3 separate regions of the Homo sapiens genome follow, and regions 2 and 3 are each linked to region 1. The links are chromatin contacts, found by Hi-C in ENCODE. All regions are on one chromosome and are shown on one strand. Each heading gives the region's core, a stretch centred on a gene start or an enhancer-like site at or near the end of the contact. The rest is flanking DNA. Distances are from core to core; before and after follow the strand shown. Region 1 holds the start of OTOS (otospiralin). Region 2 has its middle 120 kb from the start of MIR4786. Region 3 has its middle 62 kb from the start of MIR4786.

What was found. Hi-C counts contacts between places; a loop is a spot of excess contacts on that map. Pooled maps may share reads with other maps.
Region 2: a loop to region 1 is called in a map of PC-3, with 13 times the contacts of the local background. The contact joins the enhancer-like site here to the promoter of OTOS in region 1. A Hi-C loop is called at or near these places in 3 of 168 maps with a recorded cell type or tissue (HCT116, HepG2 and PC-3), 1 of 37 single-sample maps with no recorded cell type and 7 of 50 pooled maps.
Region 3: a loop to region 1 is called in a map of CD8-positive, alpha-beta T cell, with 12 times the contacts of the local background. The contact joins the enhancer-like site here to the promoter of OTOS in region 1. A Hi-C loop is called at or near these places in 1 of 168 maps with a recorded cell type or tissue (CD8-positive, alpha-beta T cell), 1 of 37 single-sample maps with no recorded cell type and 6 of 50 pooled maps.

Annotation. Positions count from the first base shown.
Region 1 is chr2:240,138,235-240,143,109 of GRCh38, forward strand. It overlaps OTOS (otospiralin), which reads right to left and starts at 2,424. Exons shown (of 4, transcript NM_148961.4): 1 at 2,386-2,424; 2 at 2,035-2,210; 3 at 1,828-1,854; 4 at 792-1,120. The coding sequence starts at 2,092. The coding sequence ends at 936. RefSeq lists enhancers at 1,094-1,818, 1,819-2,542.
Region 2 is chr2:239,817,983-239,822,857 of GRCh38, forward strand. No RefSeq gene overlaps it. Among named protein-coding and RNA genes, the nearest start is that of MIR4786, 120 kb to the right of the region's middle. RefSeq lists enhancers at 23-609, 1,327-1,827. Within about 2 kb of position 2,814, at least 2 of the 41 ENCODE cell types and tissues checked have a DNase peak (open chromatin) inside an H3K27ac peak, as active enhancers do.
Region 3 is chr2:239,878,469-239,883,343 of GRCh38, forward strand. No RefSeq gene overlaps it. Among named protein-coding and RNA genes, the nearest start is that of MIR4786, 62 kb to the right of the region's middle. Within about 2 kb of position 2,648, at least 8 of the 41 ENCODE cell types and tissues checked have a DNase peak (open chromatin) inside an H3K27ac peak, as active enhancers do.

The sequences.
Region 1 (4,875 bases), core at 1,174-3,673:
CAGTCCGATGGAACAGGGGCTTGGCAGTGACTAAGAAGATTGACCCATTAAGTCAAGGTCTTTACTAGCTAAGGGGTGGAGCTGTGGGTCTCCACGGTCTGCTTGTACACCCTACAGGGATGGGGGGCTCACCACCTGTGCAGAGGCCATCCTATTGCTGGAGGCCCATCCCTGAGACACCATCGTGCTGCCTGCCCAGTCTTCCAGTGCCCCAGGTGAAGCCCCCTTCCTCCCAGCATCCTCAAAGCCTAGAGCCGTCCCTGGAAGACAGAGCCTGCCCAGGCCCCGCTGTCCCTGACCGATGACAGATACAGGTGGGGTTTCTCAGTTCCGTTTCCTGCTGCCTCCTGGGCACTGCTCCCAGGGGTGTGTCATGGTGTGGAGTCAGCCTAGCCCTGACTGTGGGTTTGTGTGCTGCCCAGCTTAGTGGCCCAGAGCGGGGGTGCCTGGACTAGAATCTAGCTACCCCCTAACCAGCTGTGTGACCTTAACAAGTCAGGCTGTGACCGCATGTCTCTGCCTCAGTTTCCTCACCCGTAATCTGGGGGAACTGCAGTGCCCCCTAGGATCATTGTGGGAAATGGATGAGTGAGAGACACAGAAAGCCAGTCCTGAGCCTGCCCAGGATATAAAATCCCTTGTTGATGCCAATGTGGATGGAAATGTTGCACATTTATGAAAGAGTTTATGAAAGTGCTCCCCAGGAATCAAAATAAAACCAGCTTCATTTGTGAAATAAAGTAAGTGGGGCCTGAGCGCAGCTGTCCTTGAAAGACAACCCACAACGCTGGTTGTGCATCTTCAGTCCGGAGTTTATTGAGCGTGAGACCAGGCCTGACTCCTGCAGGGGCCAGGTTTTTGCGGGGACTCCATGCCTGTGGAGGCCCGACCGAGTGCAGCCTGGCGGGGTGGGCGGGCACCAGGCTGGACACCATTCAGTCCTCCTGATAGGGAACGTGGAAGCCCAGCGTGCTCCCCAGGGGGAAGTGGGCAAAGAAGGTTCGGGCCATGTCCTCGATCTGGGGGTAGGCCCCCAGGGCCTGGAAGTGCTGCACATAGTTCCAGAAGTCAGAGGTGGAGAAAGGCCAGTAGGGCATGGCCGGCAGCTCCGCGTAAGGGTCTGAAAGACACAAGACACCTGCCTTGGGGGCTGTCCCCATGGTCCTGCCTGGAGACACCATCCTCAGAGGTCTCAAGGCAAGTGGATGGTTCCCAGCTCTACCTACAGTGATACAACCTTCCCAGAGTGGGGGCCTGAGCCCATCCCCTCTCAGATCCTTGGGGATATCTGGTCGGGGAGACAGAGGAAGAAGAAGAAGGGGAAGAGAGGGAGGGAAGCCCTGTCCTGTTTGAGGAAGGAGTTGTGTGGGGAGGGTGTGGGGCACCAGCAGCCACCTGCTGGGATTTCAGAACAGAGCACAGACACCCCACTCCGCTACCCCCCGTATAACCTGTCCTAAAGCTTGGGCAAGAGCAGCCCTGAAGATACTGGACTGAGCTAGGGCTCAGAGTTGGGAGGGCCTGGGGGCTGGAACCCAGGTCTGATAGTGGGAATGTCAGGGGTCATGGGGCCCTGGCTCCCCCTGCCCAGTGTGTTCCCTGGTGGCTGGAGGGCAGGGTCCCAGCTGGAAGGAGCTCATAGACCCTCTGCTTGCACAGCTCCAAGCTGGCTCTCAAGGGCCATGTTTTCCATGCTTGGGCCTGAGCTGAGCCAGGGCCCCTGATGCGTCTGCTTGGGATAAGAAGCTGCTGCTCTCCCCAGCAGTTTCTCCCCGCTGCATACCAGTTACTTATGCAAATGAAAGGAAAGAAATTGGAGAACGGTACCTCCTTCCTCCTGCACAGGCTTGGCCCCTGCAAAGGAAGAGAAGAGCTGTCACCCAGGAGGACCACCCAGGTGCCGGTTGGGCCCACCCGACACCAGCTGCAGGGCTCTAAGGTTTCCTAGCAGCCTGGGGATGCATGCGGGAGGGGAGAGAACAGGAGGGCTGTCGGGGGTCCTGGTGGCTGCCTCCCTCCAGAGCGGCCCCTCACCTGCAAGAGGCCCCAGTAGGAGGCAGAGGGCCAGCCCCGGCACCATGCAGGCCTGCATCTTCCCGGTGCTTCCTGATCTGCGACTCAGGCCCACCTGCAGCAGGATGAACCCAGGAAGGGCGAGACCACCCATCCGTCAGGGCCGGCTTCCTCTACCAGTCCCAGTGTGGGCAGCCCTGGGGAAAATGGCATGGATTTAAAAAAAAAATTCTTACTGTTTTCCTAGCAATTTCCATTTCAGTGGTTTCAAACCACTATTTGGAGGTGAAATCCCTGCCTCAATTGGCCTTAATTCCCATGACTTAAGAAATTGCACCCCCCTCCACTCTGCCTGGCCTCTCCAGAGCTTACCTTGTCTCTGCTCAGCCAGCCGTGCTGCCTGGATGGGCTCTGCTGCCAGCTCAAGAGTCCTCTTTATAGAAGGGCTGCAGATGAGGAAGGACACGTCACCTGCCTGAACAGTCAAACTGAATATTTCATCCCCACCGGAGGACTGTGGGCTCCTGTCGCCCTGCTGGCAGGCACAATCAGAGTGTCAATTTCTGGGAATCTGATCCAAAGTTCAAACTGAGAGAAAAACATCTTGGCTCGGCCATTTCTGAAATTGTTAGGACTGAATTCAGCATTGGTACTTGAAACAAACCCAGTTTACTCTCCGCAAGGAGCGATCCTACGTCCAATACCGGGGCTGGCTGAGATTTCCTCCCTCGTGAGGAGGAGCTGAATAATTCCAGCGCTGCTTCCACTTAAACCAGCAGGCAGGAGGAGCCCCCGTCAGCGGGACCTGCCTGCAGGACGTCCACTGAGCAGAGCCCCAGCAGAAAGTGTGGGGTCAAGATGGACTTCCATCTCCAGGTGGGAGCTTCCCTGCGATCCAAAGTGTCAGTCTGTAGGTGGGCAGGAGGCTGTCCCCACCCTGGGACACCAGCAGCCAGCACCAAGGGTCTCTGTGGGCAGGGCCATTCTGACTACACAGCTGCCCCACTGACCACATCGGTTCCTATGCTGACCTGTCTTTCCAGTACATAGAGCCTCCTCCTGGTCCTGCTCCTTGGGGTCCCGCCACCCCACTGAATCAGGGGCCGAATTTGCTGTGGCGGTCTCCCCTGTCATTCCTGGTCACCCTGGGGGCTGTTTAAGGACTCTGGGAAGCTCCTCACCCATGTGTCCCATGGTTCTGGAGTTCATCACAGTCTGCTCACATGTCCCCATCCAAATGATTAAGGGCTCATTTTTCCCCACACAATGCCATACATTTAACCAAAGATACCCAGAGAGGTGGTTAATTTAATTCAGATGGTAAGGCAGCCATCCACGGATTAGATTTTGGGTTTCCTTTTCAGAAATCTGGAGCCTGTGGCTACAGGAGGCAATGGATTCTTTCAGGGCAGTTGTATTCGGGGTCACCAAGAGCACCCAGGTCAATGATTCACTAGGAAGATGCCCTAGGAGGACTCGTGGGACTCAGCATCCTCTCGAGGACCCCACGGGATGCTCTCCATTCCCCAGCACCACGTTGTGGTGACACCTGTGGAATCTCCCCATGAGGGGAGCCCTTCAGAACCTCAGAGCCCAGGGCTGGTCGTGCAGCCCCCTCTGACTCGTGCATGTGCAGATCTCCGACCCCCAGGAGGAAGCAGGTGCTTAGCACAACCATTTGTTGGCACATAGAGCTTAGGGGCAGTGGCCCCTCTGAAATCCAGGTGCCGAGGTGAGGACCCAGGCCTGCTCGTCGCCCTTCCCTGCACAGCTCAGAAGATTTCTGGTTCCTCACCTGCCCCCTGAGCTGGGAATTTAAGCTCTGCGCTCGTCATTGTCTTTTCGCAGATTCGGCAGCACACTTTCCAGTTACCAACCAAGCCCACGGTCCTTATTTCCGTGGCTTCAGCTGCTTGGTCACCCAAAGTCCTGCTCTCTATAGCTCTGTTTTGCACTGGGTGGGTGACAGTGCCCTCTTTTCCATGGGAAATGGAACCAGTCTTCGATCTAGTCAAGCCAGAGATCCAATTCCAGATTCCACCCTGAGCATTCCCATCCCTGGGCCCCTCTCGAGCACCAATACTGTGTCCAGCTGGGTTGGGGAGAGTGTGGCCAGACACGGAGTGAGCTTGCTACAGGAATGGGCCTTCTGCGACTGTGGGAGGTGGTGAAGAAGGGAGGGCCTGGGAGGGCGAGCCGGGAAACAGTCTGGGAGGCCCTGTCTGAAAATGCACAGCCCAGCATCGGCGGTGGGCCTAGGACCTCCGTGTCTAGCAGGGAAGGTGGGAGCTAGATGCAGAGGGGAGGAGGGTGAGGGTGGGCCGGGCCCTGCCGCAGCCTCTGACCGTGATGGGGCCGCCAGAGAGGATGGGCCTATCATCCTTCTGTTAATAACCGCATGTCTGAAGATGATGTGAAAATACGCCTATGGCGTTAGGAAAGATGAGATATGATAGCATGTACCATATCTTTATAATGACTGAATAAAAGACTATACGTGGAAAAACTCTAGAAGTAGTAAGCAGTGATGGTGTTGGACGGTGGACCTATGGGCGTATATATGTGGTTTTTCTTCATTCTGGGTATATGTATGTTCCTTAATTTATTATTTTTATGTAAGGAAAAAAATCTTAAAAAGAAACCACCCAGCACCACCAATAGCTGTATGCTGCTGATCACTCGGGCTGTCCTGGTCCATCTTGCCACTTGCACTGCCCCACCGCCATGCACTGTCCTGCTTCCTGGGTCCTGCAGGACCACTCTCTTGAGAAGATGCTTCCTGGGTCCTGCAGGGTCACTGTCCCTCGCTGGCCTGGACACAGCCTTCCCTGGCCCTACCCAGAGGGCCCCGGCTCCCCTGCA
Region 2 (4,875 bases), core at 1,564-4,063, 320 kb before region 1:
AGCCCCATCTGATCACTGTCCGGCATGCTGACCTGGGCCCCATCTGATCACTGTCCGGCATGCTGACCTGAGCCCCATCTGATCACTGTCCGGCATGCTGACCTGAGCCCCATCTGATCACTGTCCGGCATGCTGACCTGAGCCCCATCTGATCACTGTCTGGCATGCTGATCTGGGCCCCATCTGATGACTGTCTGGCATGCTGACCTGAGCCCCATCTGATCATTGGCCAGCACGCTAACCTGGGCCCCATCTGATCATTGACTGGCACGCTGACCTGGACCTCATCTATCATTCACCAGCACACTGACCTGAACCCTAAATCCCTCGGGCCCTTGACCTCTCATCACATCCCTCCTGCCAGGACCCAGCCCAGAGAGCATCTGGCCATCTGATTTCTCTTTTACTCCTGGTTGGCTAAATGAAGCTAATGAAAAAGTCACATAAATGGCACCAAAGCAAAAGCATGATGTCCAGCCTTGCTGGCCCCTCCTAGCCCGAGGCCCCAGCCCTGTCCGCTCAGGGGTGCTCTGGCCTGCTGCAGCGAACATGAAAACATGGAACCTGCCTAAGGGGTGAAAGCTCCTTCTCTTCCCTTCCCGTCCTGTCCCGCCTCAGACCAAGCACCGGCCTCTGCCTCCTGTATCCAGGGCCTTTCTCTACCCACCCGGCATCTGCTGCCCACTGTTGGGTCTTGGCCTCCCTCCTACAGCTTCCCCCAGCCCTCAGGCACCTTCACAACCATCCAGGGCAGCTGGGCTCCTCGCAGGATGCCCACACTGCCCATCCAGGGCAGGCAAGCTGGGCCCCCCATGGGAAGAGCAGGGAGCTCCTGGCTTTGCCCTGGATCCTGGGAAGTGTTGCTACGATCATGGCCCACACAAAGCTCCATTGTTCCCCCAAACAGTAGCAATCAGAGTTCAGGCCAAGTTGGACGTGTAACAGAGGGCACCCATGCTGCAGAGATCTCCATAGATCCTTTCTCCGTTCCCCACCAAGCCACACTCTCGCTGTCCCTCCAACCCCACCAGTTCCTCCTCCCCATCCTTGATTCCCTTCAGGACTAACCCTGGGGGTTCTGCCCGGCTGGGCTCCTCCCCTGTGGCAGGAACCCCAGGCTCAGTCTAGGGGAGCTGCCCCTTCTCAGAGGTGGAGGCTTTTCTGGCACGTCACTCAGCGGATGCATCTGTGGGAAGGGCCAGTCCTTTGCCTCCGCCACCTTGAGACGTGGCCCTGGCTCCTCTGGAGATGACGATTCAATCAGAAAAAGTACTTCAGCTCCAGTAAGGTGCTGGGATCGGCTCAGGGGGCCCCATGGGTCCTCAAATCCCAGCGAGGGCATGCTCTGCAAGCTGATGACACACCCTGCACTGACCACAGTATCCGGCACATGGTATAAGTCATGAACCCTGGCCAAGGAGGCATCAAACAGCACAGAACACGGTGAGCAGTCAGTGCTTCCTTCCAGCACCTCCAGGAAGGACAGCCCAGGCCTCCAGAAACGTGTGTGCGGCCTTGAGATGGGAGAGCACTGAGGGGACCTCGGGGGAGGCCCGGCAGAGGACACAGCTGCCTGCAGGAAGGCCTTAAAGCTCAGAAGGTCACCCGAGAGGGGCTGTGACTTTCCCATAAGGGAACAAGTGTCCAGCGGGGTGGGTGATGCTGTCACCTCCCAGTCACAGCTCTCCAGGACATTCCAGAATTGACAACCAGTGCACCCTACAGTCTGTATCCAGCAGACATCAGCCCACCCCTGCCCAGGGCCATCGGCTGCCATAAATGGGGCCTCTGTCTTGAATATGTGGGTTCCTGGGTCACCCAGCATTGTGTAAGGAAGGTGTCTCTCAAGATGAGGAGTGGAGGGGGCACAGCTGCTTCTGTGGCTGGACTCTGGTCTTGCACACCAAGGCTCTGTTTCTTCATCTGCAAACAAGGACAATTTGCCCTGAGCCCCTTCCATGTTGGCTGGTGAAGCCACCGCCCAGGTCTGGTGGGAGTCCCCAGGGAGGGAGTGGTCCTTCAGCAGTGCCAGGCAGGGGTGCCCAGGGTCTGCAGGGGCAAAGGGGTGGAATTCAGAGTCCAAGAGACAGATGTGCTTGGAGGAGAGGGGGCCGTCTTCCAGGAACCTGGAGGGAAAGGAGGAGAGGCTCTGTCTGGGGACAGTGGCCGAGTGTCAGAGCCTCTTTTTGAACCTCAGAAACAGGTTGTTTAAAGAACTTCTCCCTCGAGTTCCACTCCAGAAAGTAGCAGCAGGAACACGATCCAATCAGCAGCAGCATCAAACCGCCTGTGTGAAGTCATCCATGCAGCCGCCCACACACGTCCTCTGCCTTATCTGGTATCTGATGATTTTTCTGGAGAGGAGCCATGTCAAAGCTGGGATGCCTGGCGCTCCTGGCCCAAGGATCGGGACAGTGCCCTCTCCCTTCCTCTCATCCCCACGCAGGTGCCCGTCCAGCTCGCACTGATCTGTGCGTATCCGTGCTGCAAGTGCTTGGGCCTTTGCTGGCACCTCCGTTCCTGTGGCCTCAGCCCCTTCTCCCCGTGCTTCGATTTGGGCACTTTGCCCTTCCTCTCAATTTAGCGGGGGTATCACCTCTCCTGGGAAGCCCCCCATGGCATTTCCAGTCCAGTTTCATGACTGCACCTTTGGAAATCTCTGTCCCCTGTGTTGAAATGACCCACATCCTTGTTTTCTAGATCATTTATGCCTTGAGAGTAGGAACTCAGGGGCTTCAGCTCTCTGCCACCAGCACTGAGCACACAGTGGGCATTTGATCCTGGCCATGACAGAAGAGGGAAAATCAGACCCACCTCCCAGGGAATCAGGAGCAGGTGGCCAAAATCAGAGAGATGGATGCTGGGAGGTCATCCAGACAAACAGCCTCAGTGTCAGGCAGGGCTTCCAAGGACAGATGGGTGGATTCTGCTGTGATCCCAAGAAAGAGGAGAGGGGGAGGAAGCAGAGGTCTGATGGCGTCACCTTAGAAAGGCCACGTGGGGGCAAGGGCGGGGCGGAGAGTTCCCAGGCAGAGATTGGAGGGAAGGCAAGACAGGGGTCATCCCAGCCAAGGCCAGGACACCGCTGGGGCCAGAGCTGCTTCGGATGAGGGCAAGGGAAGCCAAGGACAGTTGTGACACTTTGTGACCACCATCATTAACTTCAGGCGGTGACTCTGACAGCACAGACAGGCACAATAGCATGCTGTGCTCAGGAGGAAGAAAACACGCAGGGACCCAGGAAAAATAAGTGATTCCACTGTAACGCACTGGGAGGGAGCCTGCCAGCTTCTATGTGAAACAGTCCTCAGCACCACATCACCCAGCTGTCACAGGGCCAGGCTGTTATCACCCCGTGCAGAAGGGAAGGACATGGCGCCTGCTCTCAGAGCTGGTGAGCTGCAGGGCTGCTGTGTGGATCTGTGCCTTTGACACTGAAGCCCAAGTGCTTCTCCAGAGGAGTGGACACTGGGCCCAAGGAGGCAGCACGGATCTGCCCAGCCCCGGCTTTCTGCCATCCACCAGCACAGGAGTGTCTGTGGAGTAGTCCTGGAGCTCTGGCCATCTGACGCCTCCACGTCTAGAATATACCAGGTCATATTCAAACAGCAGGCTTCCCAGCCAGCTGGAGCAGATGGACCCACCGCTTTCTGCCTCCCCAACTTTCCCAAGGTCAAGAAACATCCCACACTGCTCCATTTCACCCCTCATGAACCTGCAGCCTAATGGGAGCATCAGCCCCAGGCAGGAGCAGGTAAGACCGAGGCTAAGACCACGGGACTCCAGGACAAAGAGAAGATACTGGAATTGGGCTCCTTCCTGGGCAAGGAAGGGCCCTACCTCAGGAGAACAGCTGGGGTCTAAGCTGGCAATGGGAAAGGGGGGCTCTGGCTGGAAGGCAGAGGGCTGAGAGCAGAGGCAGAAAAGCCACCATGCTGGTAGGGAAGGGGTGGCTCAGGAAGACAAGGATCCCTGCAGGTGGCAGGCCCAGGAGAGTGCAAGAGGACAGCAGTCACACGGCACAGGGAGGAGGCAGGACAACAGATCTCAGGGCTTTGGAGAGAGAGCCTGAGATGTCCCCGGATAACAGGACTCAAGGGTGCCTTAGGGGTGCCGTGCCCCTTGCACAGAGAAGACTGAAGACAACAAAGAGGGAGAGATCATCACTGGGGAACGGTTCTTAATAAACCATACGTAGGGCGTTGGGGCACCAGGGGAGAAGATAAAGCGTGGATGCAAGTTCGGCTGTCGGGGGTTGCAGGAAGGCAAGAAGGGATTTGAGGGACGGTCCCTGTCTGCTCAGAGAAGCAGGGAGCCAGGGCATCAGCTGAGAGTGAGGGGCAGGTGGGGTGCACAGAGAGGGAAACTGAGTCACTGTAGAGCATCCAGAGGCGCAGACAGGGTGTCCTGTGCAGCCAAGGGCTGCAGCCAGGATTGCGTTCCCTGTTCCCTGGGGGCCCAGCCAGTTGCGTTTGCATTTTCTCTGGCAGTGGGCGGCAGTCTGAAGCATGAGTCAAAAAGGGAAGCATGGGGTACTAGCAGAGAAGGAGCGTTGGGTATGGTTGGTGATATGGTTTCGATCTGTGTGTCTGCCCAAACCTCATGTAGAATTGTAATCCCCAGTGTTGGAGGTGGGGCCTGGTGGGAGGTGATTGGATCATGGGGGTGGAGTTCCCCCTGGGTGCTGTTCTCATGACAGTGAGTGAGTCCTCACAAGATCTGGCTGTTTAAAAGTGTGTGGTACCTCCCCGTCTCTCCCTTCCTCCCTCTCCGGCCATGTGAAGTGCAGGCTTCCCCTTCACCTTCCACCATGATTGAAGCTGAGAACATGCCGCCATGCTTCCTGTGCAGCCTGCAGAACCCTGAGCCAATTAA
Region 3 (4,875 bases), core at 1,398-3,897, 260 kb before region 1:
TCCATAATTCTGTGATACGTAGTGGGGGAGAGAAAATTAAACATACGACATATTTGGAGGACTATTCAGCAAAATATTAACAATAGTCATGTCTAGATGGTTCATTACTAGTGGTTTTCACTTTCTTTCTTTTTTTTTCCTGTCTGATTTTTCTAATTTGGGTGCCATAGATTTGCATTGCTTTTTGTAACAGTTACCCATTACCGAGTGATAAATGGTCACATGCTTAGCATCTTAATCAACACTCATTAGCTCACAGTGTTATGGGTCAGAAATTCTGCACCACATGGCTGGGCTCTCTGCTTAGGGTCTCACAAGGCCAAAATCAAGATGTGGCAGGGCTGCCTTCTGTGAGGAGGTTTGGGGCAGAATCCCTGTCCGTCTCATTAGGGATGTTGGTCATTTGTTGCCTTGCGTCTGTTTGACTGAGGTCCCGTTTCTTGCTTGCTGTCAGCTGGGGCTGCTTCTGATCTGTGGAGGCTGCCTGCAGCTTCTCGGCTCATTGTCTCCTTAGCCAGGTGTTAAAGCAAACTAAATATGGCCTGTGATGGACTCCGTACTTCTATATTTGAGTCCTTGTGAATGAACTGTAACCTGGCTTAAAAGTCAGACAAAAGGCTGGATGCAGTGGCTCAGGCCTGTAATCCCAGCACTTTGGGAGGCCGAGATGGGCAGATCACGAGGTCAAAAGATGGAGAGCATCCTGCCTAACATGGTGAAACCCCATCTCTACTAAAAAATACAAAAATTAGCCGGGCGTGGTGGCAGGTGCCTGTAGTCCCAGCTACTCGGGAGGCTGAGGCAGGAGAATGGCGTGAACCTGGGAGGCAAAGGTTGCCGTGAGCCAAGATCGTGCCACTGCACTGCACTCCAGCCTGGGCGACAGAGCAAGACTCCGTCTCAAAAAAAAAAAAAAAAAAAAAAAAAAAGTCAGACAAGATTGAAAACTTAATTTAGGAGTATGTGCCTGCCTGAAACAATAGCTGAGTCTTGGCCAATCCCAGTGGCCACACTTCATAGACTGCTGAGTGTTCAAACTGTGTTCAAATAATGCAAACAACGAGCTACAACCAGTCCAGCCGTTCTGCACCTCACTACAAATTTCTGTACGTCATTTCCCTTTTTTTATCTATAAATCTTCCACCATGTGGCTGCGCGGGAGTCTGTGAATCTGCTGTGATTCTGGGGGCTGCCCGATCCGCAAATTGTTCATTGCTCAATTAAACTCTTTTAAATTTAATTTGGCTGAAGTTTTTCTTTTATTACAGGCCACAGCGCAGCTTCCTCCAGGCTGCAGGAGCACAGGTCTCTGACCCTGAGTCCCTCCTTTCCCCTGTCTCTCACCCCTCAAATCAGATGTGAAGGGCTCAGGCGATTTCAATCAGCACCCAAATAGTTGCCCTCTTGGTGAACTCGAAGCCAGCTGATTAGTGACTTTAATTACATTTGTGAAAAATCTTCACTGCCATGTCATGTATCACACAGGGTCTGCCACATCCCAGGGGAGGAAATAATCCAAGGCAGGTACAACAGGGGGTGGAAATCCTTGGGCCACTTTAGAATTCTGCGTACCATAAATGTGTAAAAAGATGAAACTTTCTACAAGAGAAAGGAAGGTCACTCTGAGCTGCATTTTTGTTCAGGAACAGAGAACTCATTGAAACCCACAGGCAGAGCTTGTGCAAAGGGAGAGAGCAGAGAGAACGGCCAATCAGTGGAAAGTTACTCTTCCTGCTTGGAGGAGATATTTTCCTCTATTTTAAAGGCAGCTGTGATGTGATAAACACAAGAGAAGAGCAGCCCCACCCCCCCACCCCATGCACTGATTTCCAGGAGTGGGGCCATGAGCTGGGGGCCCCTGCTGCTCCTGCACCCCTCACCTGTGGTCCCCTGGGGGTTAGGTGACCTGCTGGGTCAGACACCAGCTCTCAGGGAGCCGCAACTCCTGGCATAGGTGCAATGTCTTGGAGTGACAGCAGATTTTTTCAGGCCTAGCTCTGAACTCTCCAAACACAAATCCTCCTAGAAGTCAGCACCCCTCAGTGCCTCACCCTGGAGCTTTGCCACATCACCATTTATTAAGAGAGGGATGCATCTGCCCTGCACACCCTGATGGGACAATTTCCACCCCACCAGCAAGGGGACATCAGTGTGTCCCCCCAGGGCCCTACTGGAGCACCCACCAAGAGGCCCCAAGTGCCCCTGGGGAGAGGGACCTTCAGGAACTCGTCACCTCTCACTGTGCCCCTCTGCTACTCACCGGTCACTCCCCAGAGCCCATCACAGTGACCCAGCACTCCTGAAATGTGAGTTCAATGCTTCAAACTTTCTGCAATACTGACTCTTCAGGCGGATGGTTCATGGTCCCTGAATTCATGATCAGTTATTAAAAATAATAAAATACTTCATCTGTAGGGTGCTTGTGGCTCCCAAAGTGTTTCCTAAGGGTGTACTACCCGAAATCAAAACAAGAAGGGCCCAAATCGTGGGCTCTAATGCTTCCCCAGTGCCCACCCCCCAGCATTCCAACCAGACACAGAAGCCACCAGAAGCATGATCTTAACAAGCAGCATGCCAGCAGGGTTCCCCTAGCTCACAGAGCCCTGCAACCCCAGAACCTGCTTGGAGACCCAGAGGGCAGCCCAGACGCCACCTCCAGCTTTCCCACCTCCATCTGGGCCGCCCTCCCAGCAATCTCGAGTCCTGGGGATCAGGGACCATCTTATTCCTCTTTGCAGGCCCAGGACCTGCCTGTGCCCAGCACAGTACATCTTTGTGGGATAAATGACAGGAGTAATGCATTCACTCTCAAAGCCTGAAGATTATCGAAACAGCCAGGGTCGGGAAGAGAAAAAGGTGAGCACGCAACGCATGGAGGGAGGGAAGCCAGGGCTGAGGGACACCTGGCGTGGACCCTGGGGAACCCGGCCTCCCTCCTGCCCACTGCCCTGCCCCACCAGGGCCTTGCACTTGAGGGTCCGGGGTCTCTCAAGCCCTGTGACCCTGTGCGGGAGCACTCTGTTCCTGTCTTCAATCTTTTTGTGTTTTTAATGCATATCTCTCTCATTCAGTCTCTTGTTTTCTTTTCCCCTAAACCCAGTGGTACAAAAACCAAGGGGGGTGAGATTGTATCTCTGTTTGTTTTGATGGATTGAACATTTTCTTTCCTTGTTCTACATTTTTCAGATTTCTGGGGATTGTTTTCCACCTCTTGATGTTATCTGGGCTCTGGCCAACAGCAACACACACTCTGCCGGTGCCTGAGGGCGGAGTGCGGAAGCAGGGGGCTCAACTTTTGGCTAAATTTAGCTTCTCTTGGGCAGATTTATCTCCATTAATCATAACCAAGCGGAGTTGCTGGAAACTGTGCTTCCCTCGATCCAGCCGCCTGCGTGAATAAGTACTTCCATCCCAGAGAGGATTTCCTGGAGCGAATGCCAATAGTCTCCCTAAACAGCCAGGCAAGCCACAGCAAACAAACAAAAACAACCAAAAACAAAAGGAGCAGCAGCAGCTGGCACAGAGGCGGGTGCTCAGCCTTGTTTTATCCGCAGGTCCCGCACCAAGCAAGTGGAGAAACACACGAGGCTCCCTCAGGCTGGATCCCTGTGTCCCAAGACAGCCAGAGAAGGGGACGGGGACACTGCCCAGCTGTGGGCACCTGCACTTGGAGGTCACCCCACCACCGCCTGGGAAAGCCTCGAAGCCTCATAGCACAGGGGTGGCCAGAGTACTCCCTGAACTGCGAGTCTGGTTAGTTCTTGGTGGTGGGCACAGGTGAGTGACATCTACCTTCCGCACTTGTCTCTGTGTGTGAGATACTTGGTTATTGGAAAAAAATGAAATCTGTGAGTCTTTGGATCCCTGTTTGGCCCAGGAACAGGCCACCCTCTTCTTTACTGAGTCAATGCTAAAGTCACTGTTGACCCAAAGCATAGGGATGAGCGGGAGACGTTTCAGACTCCAACAGGTGCTCCATCTGGTGGCGACTTCAGGAACATCTTCCAAGTCAAGGTGGCAGGTGTGCACCTGTGGGCTCCTTCTTGAAGGCCCGTCCTGCAGGCACCCATCCAGGAAGGAAGGCTGAGGAACTGCAGGGAGCTGAGGGCTGGGCATGACCACAGACCATGATGGTTTTTCTGGGTGCATCATTCAACCACTATTTCCGAGAGCCTGCCCTGGTCCAGGCACTATGTGCTGGCAATCCAAAGAGGGGCTGTGGGCTGGGGTCTGAGTGTCAGACAGCAGCTGAGTAGAAGGTTTTAATCAGCGTTTTCCAGCACGTGAACTGTAAGACTTGCAGGCAGAGAGCTTCCTGTCTCCTGAAGGATTGAAACAAGAGCTTGGGGTCAATTGGAAGAGGGTGGGAGGTGGCTCTGCTATCCTGGGAGCCCACAATATCCAGTCTGGACCACTGGGTCCTCTGAGGTCCAGGAAAGATGGCATCGAGCCAAGCTCTGTTTCTCATACTCTATGGAGGACCACTGGATGAGCAGATTGTGACAAGGGCTGGCAGGAGGCCCACTAAGTGCTGGTGGGACTGGGGGAGGTCAACTCTGCCCTCAGGCTGGGGCCTTATCTGAGGAGCAGGTGCTGCTGGTGATGCCTGGAGCCCACCAACATACCTGGTACCCGGGATCAACGTCCTCTCACCTGAGTCACTCTGAGGTGCACGTCCCTGTGCTGAGCCTCAGTATCCTCAGCTGCAGAAGGGGCAGATAGACAAGAAGAACTCTAGGGCCCTCCTCCCCAGCTCTGTGACTCCATGAGTAACACACATGTATGACAGACGCATGACAGGCCTGACACTGCTGCCCCCTCCATATGGCACACAAACCTACCTCTCGGGCATCCCAGGGCTTCCTGGCAATGCCC